Regions from separate parts of the Mus musculus genome. Here region 1 is linked to region 2. A link is a loop called in an ENCODE intact Hi-C map of the cell type or tissue named here. Cell type or tissue: gastrocnemius. All regions are shown on one strand. Links, peaks and the distances in the headings refer to the core of each region. The heading gives the core; the rest is flanking DNA.

The links. A loop is a pair of places that touch in the nucleus more often than their neighbours do. Peaks named below come from ENCODE experiments on the same cell type or tissue, not always from the same donor. Only the 100,000 strongest peaks of a DNase experiment are listed, where the experiment ranks them.
Region 1: a loop joins it to region 2, with 2.5 times the contacts of the local background. A loop is called at or near these places in 2 of 42 quality-filtered maps.

The regions. Positions count from the first base shown.
Region 1 is chr12:8,379,938-8,385,608 of GRCm38, forward strand. No RefSeq gene overlaps it. Among named protein-coding and RNA genes, the nearest start is that of Gm33134, 19 kb to the left of the region's middle. In gastrocnemius, for the core only: no CTCF peak of the experiment used is centred there; no DNase peak of the experiment used is centred there; H3K27ac peaks cover 1,323 bases.
Region 2 is chr12:8,500,034-8,505,704 of GRCm38, forward strand. No RefSeq gene overlaps it. Among named protein-coding and RNA genes, the nearest start is that of Rhob, 2.9 kb to the left of the region's middle. In gastrocnemius, for the core only: a CTCF peak has its summit at 2,761 (motif pointing left); a DNase peak (open chromatin) is centred at 2,692; H3K4me3 peaks cover 711 bases; H3K27ac peaks cover 1,331 bases.

The sequences.
Region 1 (5,671 bases), core at 1,359-3,858, 120 kb before region 2:
AGCCAAGCATGACTCAGACCTCAGCAATGTATGATCCTCCGATTCCCCTCCCCAGGGGTGAATTCCTTACCCGAAGGTGAGCTCACAGCTGGCCTAACCACTATGCCAGGCGTGCTTCTGTACACAACGACTAGCCTTGCCCAGGCTCCTGGAGGTACGGCCTGTGCTCCTGCTGTTTCCTGGCTCTGCCCACACACCCCTACCCAGAGTCTATGCTGTGTGTGGAGGTGAGGAAGGGAGGCAGAGATGAGGAAATCCTAAGACCAAGTTCAAGGCTCAAGAGAGTGGAGCAGGCAAACTTAAATCAGCAGGGACCAGAGCTGAGAGCTAACTAATTATAGGGTGGTTGGTTAGCCAAGGTCCTCCCTGGCCAGTCCTAGAACACAGAGAGAGGGATGCCCCTGGATCCAAAATTGAGAGCAGTTTCTCCCCTATGAGCTTGCCTGGGTCAGGCCGTCCTGGCCTTCTGAGACCCCTGACAAACTGTGTGGGATGATGGCTGCCTTCTAGGTGGTAATAGCTAAACCTGCATTAGCAAGCATGAAGGTCCATAAAGTCCGACTCTTCCTTTATGATAAGGTTTGGACTTCACCTTCCATCTCCACAACAATACTCCAATTTGCAGAAATGGAAGCATCACAACGCCACTTCCTTAAGATTTAAAAAAATATCACTTGAGCCAGGCAGAGTGGCACATGCCTTTAATCCCAGCCCCTATCTAGAGTTCCAGAATAGATAGGGGCTACTTGAGATACCCTGACTTGATAATTAACTAATTGATAATTAATACGTAAACCGGGCAGTGGTGGCACATCCCTGTTAATCCCAACACTCTGGAGACAAAGACAGGCAGAACTCTGAGTTCAAGGCCAACCTGGTCTACAGAGCAAGTTCCAGGACAGCCAGGGGCTATACAGAGAAACCCTGTTTCCATAAATAAATAAGTAAATAAATAAAATATCATATGAATAGGTGGAAGAAAGTACCAGGACTTTGTTGAACAGAATCTGAGTGCCCGCTCTGGCCCCCGGTTGGAGACATGACATTCAATTCTGTTCCAGAGATTACAGTATTACTCACTACTAGAGATTACGGTATTACTTGTTACTGTCAGCTCTCTGAAGTTACTCTAAGCGTGTCAGTCAGCTGGCCTAGAGACCACTCCTGATGACACGCTGAGAGGGGAGAAATAATTATCCCTTAATGAGATCACGTACTTATCCCGGAAGCTCCTCCCTCCAGGTACTGACAGACTTTCACTGTTGAGCCTGCCCACTCCCCTGAGCTTTAACTCTGAGGCGAGCTTTCTTTCTTCTTTTCTCTTTCTACCTCTTCCTTGCAAAGGGACCAGAATCCCGATCACACTTACCCTGGGATTTTTCTCTTGTTCCTAGAACACACCTTCTCTGCTTGTCCACACAGCTGCTTGTAAGCCCCTCCCTTCCCCTTCTCCATCTCCCTCCCTCCCAATCTGCTATTTACAGCCTTTCTACAATGTGGTTTTTCTCTCAAAATCAAGTGAAATGATCCTAAAGTTTGCTTCTGCGTTCATATTAAAATTGTTTTATCAGCAAGGCTTGAAAACCCGTACAAGGGTGCTCTGATTTCCTGGTAATTTGTGTCCCCTCATTTCTTTGTTCCAGACACAAAGTACCTAGACAATGCATCCTGGAACATCCCAAAACCTCTCCACTTAGAAAGGTCCAGCCACTGTAGGGCCATAACTCCTGTACTCCACACTAAGCCAAGGGTTCTTCCAGCGACATAGCTTTGTCCATCTTTGATTGTACGAAGAAATGTAAAGGCAATTCTCTTACAATCACAAAAGAAATCTCCTCATCTGATAGGGCAGAGAGTGACCATCTGACCAAGATTCAAACATAATGAGACCTGAGTCTGTGAGGCAAGTACTGACTCTGAGTAGAATCAGAAACTCCAAGGAACAGACTGGAAATGCCAGACCCACACAGGAACCAAACTTGCTTGGCTTGTGGGCATAGCCAGACTGGACAAGCCATCTCATTCACATACAGTATGTTGGGCAGTGTGTGGCCATGGTTGGCCAGGTCTCAACAGTGACCTCCTCTCTAGGTGCCCTCTGATCTGCCAGAAAGACTGTGTTGCTCACAGTGTGGGTGGTTGAGCACAAAGGGTTCTGAGGTGCCCATATTGTGATGGCTGCTCTCCTGAGGGTCCAGCCCCAGCTTCTGAAAACACTTCCTGTAACTGCGGGCTTTTAGGAAAGGAAATCCCACCTACATCTCTGTGAGAGACAGAGTGGGAATCAGGACTTCCCTTATCCCTACCCCACAGCTGGCCTGGACTTGCTTTTATGACTGTAACAGCTGGCTCGGAAGCTCTAAGTGGCAGTGGATCATGAAGTCAATAGAAAGTCCAGGAACCACAGCCTGGAAGTATCCCTGGTCAGAGCAGATTCGTGGGCCCTGGAGTTTTTGACCTCTCAGGTCTGAGTTCTATAGGTGGAGGGGAACTTGTTTGCTCCCACCTCACACAGAAGATCCCTGGAGCAGAAAGTCTGACAGGCTGAGACGGCATCTGCTCATGATAGTCTTCCACTGACTCTGAGTTAGTACAGTATGTCCCATTACCCCTTAGTTGACCCTTAAGAACCTTTGACACTCTCATGGGCAGGGTGAGGCTACGGAGGGAGGACAGAAGAGCTGCAGTATTCCAGACTGCTGTGAAGACGAAGGTACTCGCTCCTCTGGGATCAGCCGGAAGAAAGGAAATTCAGAGGTTCTCCCTGCCATACACAGGGCATACACAGGGCCGGCCGGCTCTCTGCCTCTCACTTACCTAACCTAACCTGTGTAAACAGCCAGCCCTCCCGCCAGGACCCGCCTTGCCTGCACCCCTCTTCTCTAGCCCCTGTCCATCTTGGTGGCCCAGCATGCAATGGCATCCCCACAGATCCTGGAGGAAGCCATCTCTTGAGGATAGATAGGATGAGGCCTTGGGCCTTTAATAGAACATCAGACAGTGTGGTGGCTCGTGATTTCTCACCTTCATGTTTACAATAATATCTTCTTTTTAAATTTTATTTATTTATTTGTTTAATTTATTTTTTTTTTTCCGAGACAGGGTTTCTCTGTGTAGCCCTGGCTGTCCTGGAACTCACTCTGTAGACCAGGCTGGCCTCGAACTCAGCCTCCCGAGTGTTGGGATTAAAGGCGTGCGCATGCACCGACACTGGCCAGCAAAACAGTGCTGTGTGTAGATCCCCACAGCATCAGGGTCAGAGGCTGCGAATGAGGAGAGCAGAGCAGAGCGGAGGAGTCACACGCTTCCTGGACTCCGGGATGGCGTTTTTTTTTTTTTTTTTAAAGTTTTTTATTTTATGTATGTGAGTACACTGTAGCTGTCTTCAGAAGACAGCAGAAGAGGGCATCAGATCCCATTACAGATGGTTGTGAGCCACCATGTGGTTGCTGGGAATTGAACTCAGGACCTCTGGAAGAGCAGTCAGTACTCTTAACTGCTGAGCCATCTCTTCAGTCCAATTTATTTATTTTTATCTTATGTGAGTTGGTATTTTGCTGGTGTATGTCTATGTGAGGGTGTCAGGTTCCCTGGAACTGGAGTTGCATACAGTTGTGAGCTGCCATGTGGGTGTTGGTAATTGAACTCAGGTCCTCTGGAAGAGCGACCAGTGCTCCCAACTGCTGAGCCATCTCTTCAGCCCCAGATATTGCCTATGTAATTAAGACCTTTTGAATTCATCAAAGCAGACCCTTCTGCATGAATCTGGCTCCAACATGGAAGAAACCTTGCAAGAGAAGCGGACCCTTCCTAAATTCCATAAAGGCATGATAGAGTAGAGATTATCTTGGAGAGGAGCTACAGACAAAATCTGGGACCCCAAGGCAGCTTCCATCTGCTTTCCCCCCAAACTACCCCCCTCCCATCACTGCAGAAGAAATCATGACTGTAGACAGGTTCTTTCCCACACGAGCCTCCAGACCAGGTCAGAGATCAGCAAATAGCTTCAGTTCCATGTGACACTCCGCAAAAGGCTCCAGATAAGCTATGTCCACACTCGTGGCCTTGAGGAACTGTGAGAAAGCAAAGAGGTGTTGTCCTGAGCTGCTAAATTTGCAGTAATTTGTCACATCATATGACAAGGAGGAAGAAGGCTTTCCAAGGTCACGATGGAGCCTGAGAGCTTGAAACAGTTTATCTTCTCCAGGCCTTCAGCCTTGGCCCAAAACTCTCCTCAAACCAGAGTCAGCAACCGGAACAGTGTGCAGACTCCGGTGTCTGGTGCCTGCCCTGAGGCTGGTTGAGAACCTGAAGCTAGAAAGGGTGTGGACAGAAGTGCACACCAGGTTTCTGGTGGCATCTAAACAGGCCACTTAGCTATGGCCTCAGTAGAGTATCCATGTCCTTGGGGTGGCCTAGCAATGATAGAAGTCCCTTTCACAACACCTGCACGGCTGAATTTACATGTCAATTTTTTGTTTGTTCATTTGTTGTAAAAGTAGTGGCTTTTCTATGCCTGCCTTTGCTCTAAAATAATGACATAGGAACCTTTATATGTATTATAAACTTCTGGCACTTAGAATCTGGACAGATTCTAAGCTATTCTAACCTGACAGTGGGCCTAGCCTACTTCCCAGTCATGTTGACACCTTCTTCATTAAGCGACTCCACCCCATAGTTCCTGGCAGCAGCCAGGTGGGCTTGACCCAGTATAAAAGGGGCTGCTTGGCCCCTCTTCTCTCTCTTACTCCTGCTTCTCTCCCTTGCATCTTGCCCCCTTGCTCCCTTTCCCCATTCCCTTCTCCCCTCTCTCTCCACGTGGTCATGGTCAGCCTCTACTTCTCTCCTCTCTCCTCTCTGCCTTTCTCTGCCTCTGCTACTCTCTTAACCCACCCCCCTCCCATGCACTAAATAAACTCTATTCTATACTATATCGGTGTGTGTCTGGTCCCTCAGGGGAAGGAATGCCTTAGCATGGGCCCACTGAGGCACCTCCCCCGACACCCTGCCAGAACATATTCTTATAGCTCTTTCTCTTTTTATGATCACAACAATCTTAGAAGGTTTGGTTGTTGTTTTTGTTTGGTTGATTGGTTAGTTGGTTTGGTTTTTGTTTGTTTGTTTGTTTGTTTGTTTAAAATAGAATTCCATTGTTTCAATGTGTGTTTCTCCAGTAATCAGTTAGTGAGCTTGTTAGTCCCTTGGATTTCTCTCTGATTTTTTTCTTAGTCATTCTTTGGGTGTGTAGTACACATGTGATGGGCCAGAGGAAGACATACTGTGTTCTACTCTATCGCATCCACTGAATTTCCTTGAGACAGAGTCTCTCACTAAGGCTGGAGCTAGGTTCGTGGTCAGCAAGCCCCTGAAATTCTGGTGTTTCCCAGCCTCACCCTGGGGCTACAGAAGCACACAGCATCATACCATTCACTTTCTGTAGACTCTGGGAATTTTAACTCAGTTCCTCATACTTACTCAGAAAATCAGTTTACCCACTGAACTGTCTCCCCACCCCTCCTTTCATCTCTTTAAGATGTGTCTTTTCTTCTCCCTCCTCCCCCACGACAAGCCTCTAATGTATCTGAAAGCTGGGGCAGCCCCTCAGTCACCTTGCCTAATGCCCACATCTGTGCTTAGCTATGACCATTGGCCTCTGTGCTTCCTACCCTAA
Region 2 (5,671 bases), core at 1,380-3,879:
TATTTAAAGAGTCCGGCCACTTTCTTAATATAGCCACCCAATGGGAAGCCATAGGGCTGAGCTCATCGCTGCGGAGCTTGGCTCCGATTGGTCGCCCGCTGCAGTCCGAAGGCGGGTTCGCCTTAGCTTGATTGACTGCCCTGTCCGCGGGGCTGGGAGAGGCGTTGACTGTGGAGTCTGCGCGGCGACCCGCCCCGTGGGGTTGTGTGGCCGCCGGGTCCCCGCCTTCGTCGCAGCCTCTCTGAGTGCGACATCGTGGAGCAGGCAGCCTGGAGCCCTCCGGGTCTGGGTGGGCAGTTCCGAGACGAGCTACACTCTTGTGGGGCGTTGGCTGCTCCCAGGGCTTCAGCTTTATCTAGCTTCCGAGCGAACTACGGGTGATCAAGCATGGGGGAGGGGCGGCGCCTTTAACGTGGTTTTGTTTTCACTTAAACAGACACCGGTGCACGGTTTTGTTACCTAGCCAAGGGTTTCGTTCTTTCTTAACTTTGTTTAGATAACTAACCCCTCGTGTGCTCTGGGCCGAATTCTGACACTTACCCAGGGCAGCCTTTTCACTGAGAAAGGCTAACAGTAAATTGTGTGGGCCTGGGTGAGTCCCCTCTCGGCTTTCTCTTCAAGGCCCACACTTAGGTCTCCGGGTGAAGAAGATAAGGGGAGGAATCTAGGAGACACACAGCTGTAGGACAAAGGAAAGCGAGGTGCAGGGCACTCCGCTGAAAAAGAAAGCACCCAGCTTGGGCAGGCAACCTTCACCCAGTCCTACCACATTACATCTGATTCTCGCCCTAAAGCCAGAGAACTGCTTGAAGTACACTGTGCAAGGAAACCCATCTATCCCAACAACTCTCATGGAGCAGATGAAAAGCTTCAAGCTGGGAAAGCAGGCATGCGGCCTCGCAGGGAACTTGCCGGTGGGCACACGGTTTCTGTACAGAGGATGGAGTTTCTTCATACACACCAGGTCTTAACTCGTGAATTACCACTTCCTGCAGGAGATGACACCTCTTCCTATCTTAAAGGATTTAAGCCAGTCCACTGTAAGAAATAGGAAAGACAGAAAGCTGCAAAGGGCGTCAAAGAGGGCCTTACCCCGCCCCCAAGAGAAACTGAACAAAGAAAAAGGAGGAAAGAAAGTGGGGAAATGGCTTAACATTGCTGCGTGGGGTCCTCATGGAGGGCTAGGCTAGGGGTACCAGCTAAGAGAAAGCTTTCTCAGTGACCATGTCATGATGACCTTATGACCCATTTCTTTGTCTCTCTCTCTGGACTGTGAGTTGTCCGAGGGCCAGGATTTCCTCCCACCTGAGCATCATGAAGACCTAGCACTATGCTGGGCCCTAAAGAAGCAGTAAAAATGGTCCGTGCAGTGGTAGGCCTGCCCACCTGTAGACCCAGCCACACAGGACGCACAGGGGTTGGCCTTCCAAGTCTAGGCAGTCTGGGCAACCAAATGAGACAGAGAGAGAAAACAACGGGGAGGGGTAAATGACTTTGGGAGCTAACCCAGTTTTTCAAAAGTGGAACTTTTTAGTTCTTAACATCAGATCCTGCTATAATCAGACCAAACACAAGCAGCCAATGTTTTCACATATAATCCCCATGTTACAGTTTCTGTGTATCTGGACAGATATGATCAAGCCATAGTGTTCCATCAGTGGGGGAGAGCTGTGTTCCCTGCATTCTGGATTATCCCCACTGCAGGGCCCAGTCTCTGTTTTTCTCTGCTTTAGTTTTTCAGACCTAAGGAACTGTCACATGGTTTGGTTTGTCATTGGTTGAGGAAGTCACTTTGCACACACACACACACACACACACACACACGCACACACACACCCCACACATGCCTTTTAGGGGAAAAATCTTATCTACACATATTTTTCTCCTCGTAGTTAAACCTTTTGATTGCTGTGTTATTAGCTCTGCTCTCCGTGGTCTTAATATAGCTTGGGAATCTTGGCTATGTCCTTCAGCTTTAAATATTAAGAAAATATAAACCAGAGCTTTGTCCCGTGTGCTTCTTTCAAAGACTTAAATACAAAGAACCAGGAAGCAGGATTACGGCCACCGGCTTCCTGATTTCCAGACGTATCATACGGGGTGTTCCAAGCTCAAATCTCTATATCGAAGTAATTGCTAAAAATACAAAGTGGGCAAGTTATGCCGAAGTAAAGAAGGAGAAGAATCGAAACGGCGTTCTCTCAAAACAGGACTGGCGGCCTCAAAGACCTAGCTCACTGCTTATAGCATTAACTTTTCCAAACTTGCTGATGAGTTTTATAGTATCCCCTTGTCAGGCCCCACACCCTTCAAAGTGCACTGTCACTGCAAGGCAATGACTAGATTTAATTCTCCAAGAGTTATTAACATTCAGTGCATGAAGCCGGGCGGTGGTGGCGCACGCCTTTAATCCCAGCACTTGGGAGGCAGAGACAGGTGGATTTCTGAGTTCAAAGCCAGCCTGGTCTACAGAGTGAGTTCCAGGACAGCCAAGACTATACAGAGAAACCCTGTCTCGAAAAACCAAAAAAAAAAAAAAAAAAATTCAGTGTATGAAGGAGAACAAAGTCATACTTACCTTTCAAACCGATCTATTTCTAGTCTGCAACCTAATTTATCTGCCCTTTGTTTGTTTTGTGGGTTTTGTTGTTGTTACTGCACCTCCCTCCCCCAGGGGCGGCTGTAAATCACACCCTACTAGATCAGACCAGACACTGGAATTTTTCACTAGATTTTAGCGCCACCTTGTGGCAGTATTCATAACTTTTTTCTTTTAAAAAATATGAAAAAAGCACTTGAAATTGGCATTTGTGAATATTTTTATTTTACAATCGGTTACAGCAATACCTCTCCTGGGCATATATCCAGAAGATGTTTCAACCAACCGGTAAGAAGGACACATGCTCCACTATGTTCATAGCAGCCTTATTTATAATAGCCAGAAGCTGGAAAGAACCCAGATGCCCCTCAACAGAGGAATGGATACAGAAAATGTGGTACATTTACACAATGGAGTACTACTCAGCTATTAAAAAGAATGAATTTGGGGCTGGTGAGATGGCTCAGTGGGTAAGAGCACCCGACTGCTCTTCCAAAGGTCCGGAGTTCAAATCCCAGCAACCACATGGTGGCTCACAACCATCCGTAACGAGATCTGACTCCCTCTTCTGGAGTGTCTGAAGACAGCTACAATGTACTTACATATAATCAATAAATAAACCTTTAAAAAAAAAAGAATGAATTTATGAAATTCCTAGCCAAATGGATGGACCTGGAGGGCATCATCCTGAGTGAGGTAACCCAATCACAAAAGAACTCACACAATATGTACTCACTGATAAGTGGATATTAGCCCAGAAACTTAGAATACCCAAGATATAAGATACAATTTGCTATACGCATGAAACTCAAGAAGAACGAAGACCAAAGTGTGGACACTTTGCCCCTTCTTAGAATTGGGAACAAAACACCCATGGAAGGAGTTACAGAGACAAAGTTTGGAGCTGAGACAAAAGGATGGACCATCTAGAGACTACCATATCCGGGGATCCATCCCATAATCAGCTTCCAAACACTAACACCATTGCAGACACTATCAAGATTTTGCTGAAAGAACCCAGATATAGCTGTCTTTTGTGAGACTATGCCGGGCCTAGCAAACACAGAAGTGGATGCTCACAGTCAGCTATTGAATGGACCACAGGGCCCCCAATGGAGGAGCTAGAGAAAGTATCCAAGGAGCTAAAGGGAACTGCAACCCTATAGGTGGAACAACAATATGAACTAACCAGTACCCCCCTGGAGCTCGTGTGTCTAGCTGAATATGAATCAGAAGATGGCCTAGTCGGCCATCAGTGGAAAGAGAGGTCCATTGCAAACTTTATATGACTCAGTACAGGGGAATGCCAGGGCCAAGGAGTGGGTGGGTGGGGGAGTGGGGGGGGTGCCTGTGGGGACTTTTGGGATAGCATTGGAAATGTAAATGAAATAAATACAAATAAATAAATAAATAAGAAAGGAAGGAAGAAAGAAAGAAAGATAGAAAGAAAATTGGTTACAAGATATAAAACTCTAAAAAACACTTCACAAGAAGATTCTTTGTGATTTTTTTTTTACATTTAGTGTGCGTGCGCGCGCACGTGTGTGTGTGTGTGTGTGTGTGTGTGTGTGTGTGTGTGTGTGTGTGTGTGTGTTGCCCTCCAGCTTCTCTGTCTCTTTACTTGAGACCTAGTTTGACTTGGGGGTTTCAAAAGAGATTAGTGAACTCCTCAGAGAATCAACACAGTTAGACTATTAAACCTGGGAACTTGGACAATGGCCTTTTGGTCTGACCTCTCTCCCTGCCTAACCCAGAATCTGAGGAAAGAGCTAAAGGGCTGTGGGCTGCTCCAAAGCTGTGCTGCAGCCTCCAACCACGGGTGGCTATAGGTACTTGGAGTGTCTGTTCCTCATACCATGAAGGAATTAAATTTCTGGTGTTTAATTTTAACTAAAATATTTAAGACAGGTGTTAGAAGGTCAGAGGTATATACACAGTTGGTAGAGTGCTTGCCTAGCTCGCCAGAAGCCCTGAGTTTGAGCCCCAGAACCAAGTAAACTGGACATGGTGGTGCACATGTGTAATTCTAGGACTGGGGAGGGCAGTGAGAGCAGAGAGCAGAGAGCAGACCGGTCGCCATTGTTGAGGTCATTCTTGGCCACAGAGCAACTTCATGGCCTGGGACACGGAACTCTTTCTGTAAAGGCTTAGCAGGTGGCCATGGGATGGCTCAGTGGCCAAAAGTACGAACCATGTTTAATTCCTGGGATCCACATGATGAAAGGGGAGAGATAGCTCCCTAAAGTGGTCTTATGACAGCCAGTGGTGCACACACGCACACGCACGCACGCACGCACACACACACATACACACAAGAGTAGATAAGTAATGCCTTTTTATTTAAGGGCAGGAGAGATGGCTCTGTGGTTAAGAAAACTGGCTGCTCATCCAAAAGACCAGGGTCCAACCCCCAGCACCCACGTAACACCTCACAACTGTCAGCAATACCAGTCTCAGGGGATCCAATATTTTCACACAGACACACATGCAGGCAAAAAACCTAAAAAATTAAGTGAACCAAAAAAAAAGTTTTAAAACTTTTTTGTGTTTTGTTTTTTCAGTTTGCTATTTGTTCTTTAAAGAAAGTCAAAGTTAGTTGAAAAGAGAACGTGAACAGGAAAGCGGTCCTGCCACGTGGACTGTTTGTAAAACACTGGGAGGTGAGTCTATTTTTCTACTGGAAATTTTGTGAAATCTAAAAAACAGATTTTATTTTCAACAAAAACTTAGTAATCAAATGGAGATGTGCCATGACTATGCAGTGCACAGTGGTATCAGAGCTCGTTAACCACTGTTGCATAAGTCACATATCAAAGGGGCAACTACCCAGGACAGAGTGGAGCTACTCTTAAATAATTCAAATTTAATGTTAAATATATTTGGACACAGTATATAAATTACTTTTACTTTTTTACATTAAAAAAAAGATTTTCAGATACATCAGAAGAGAGCATTGATTTTCATTACAGATAGCTGTGAGCAACCTTGTGGTTGCTGGGAATTGAACTCAGGACCTCTGGCAGAGCAGTCAGTGCTCTTAACCACTGAGCCATCTCTCCAGCCTCCCCCACC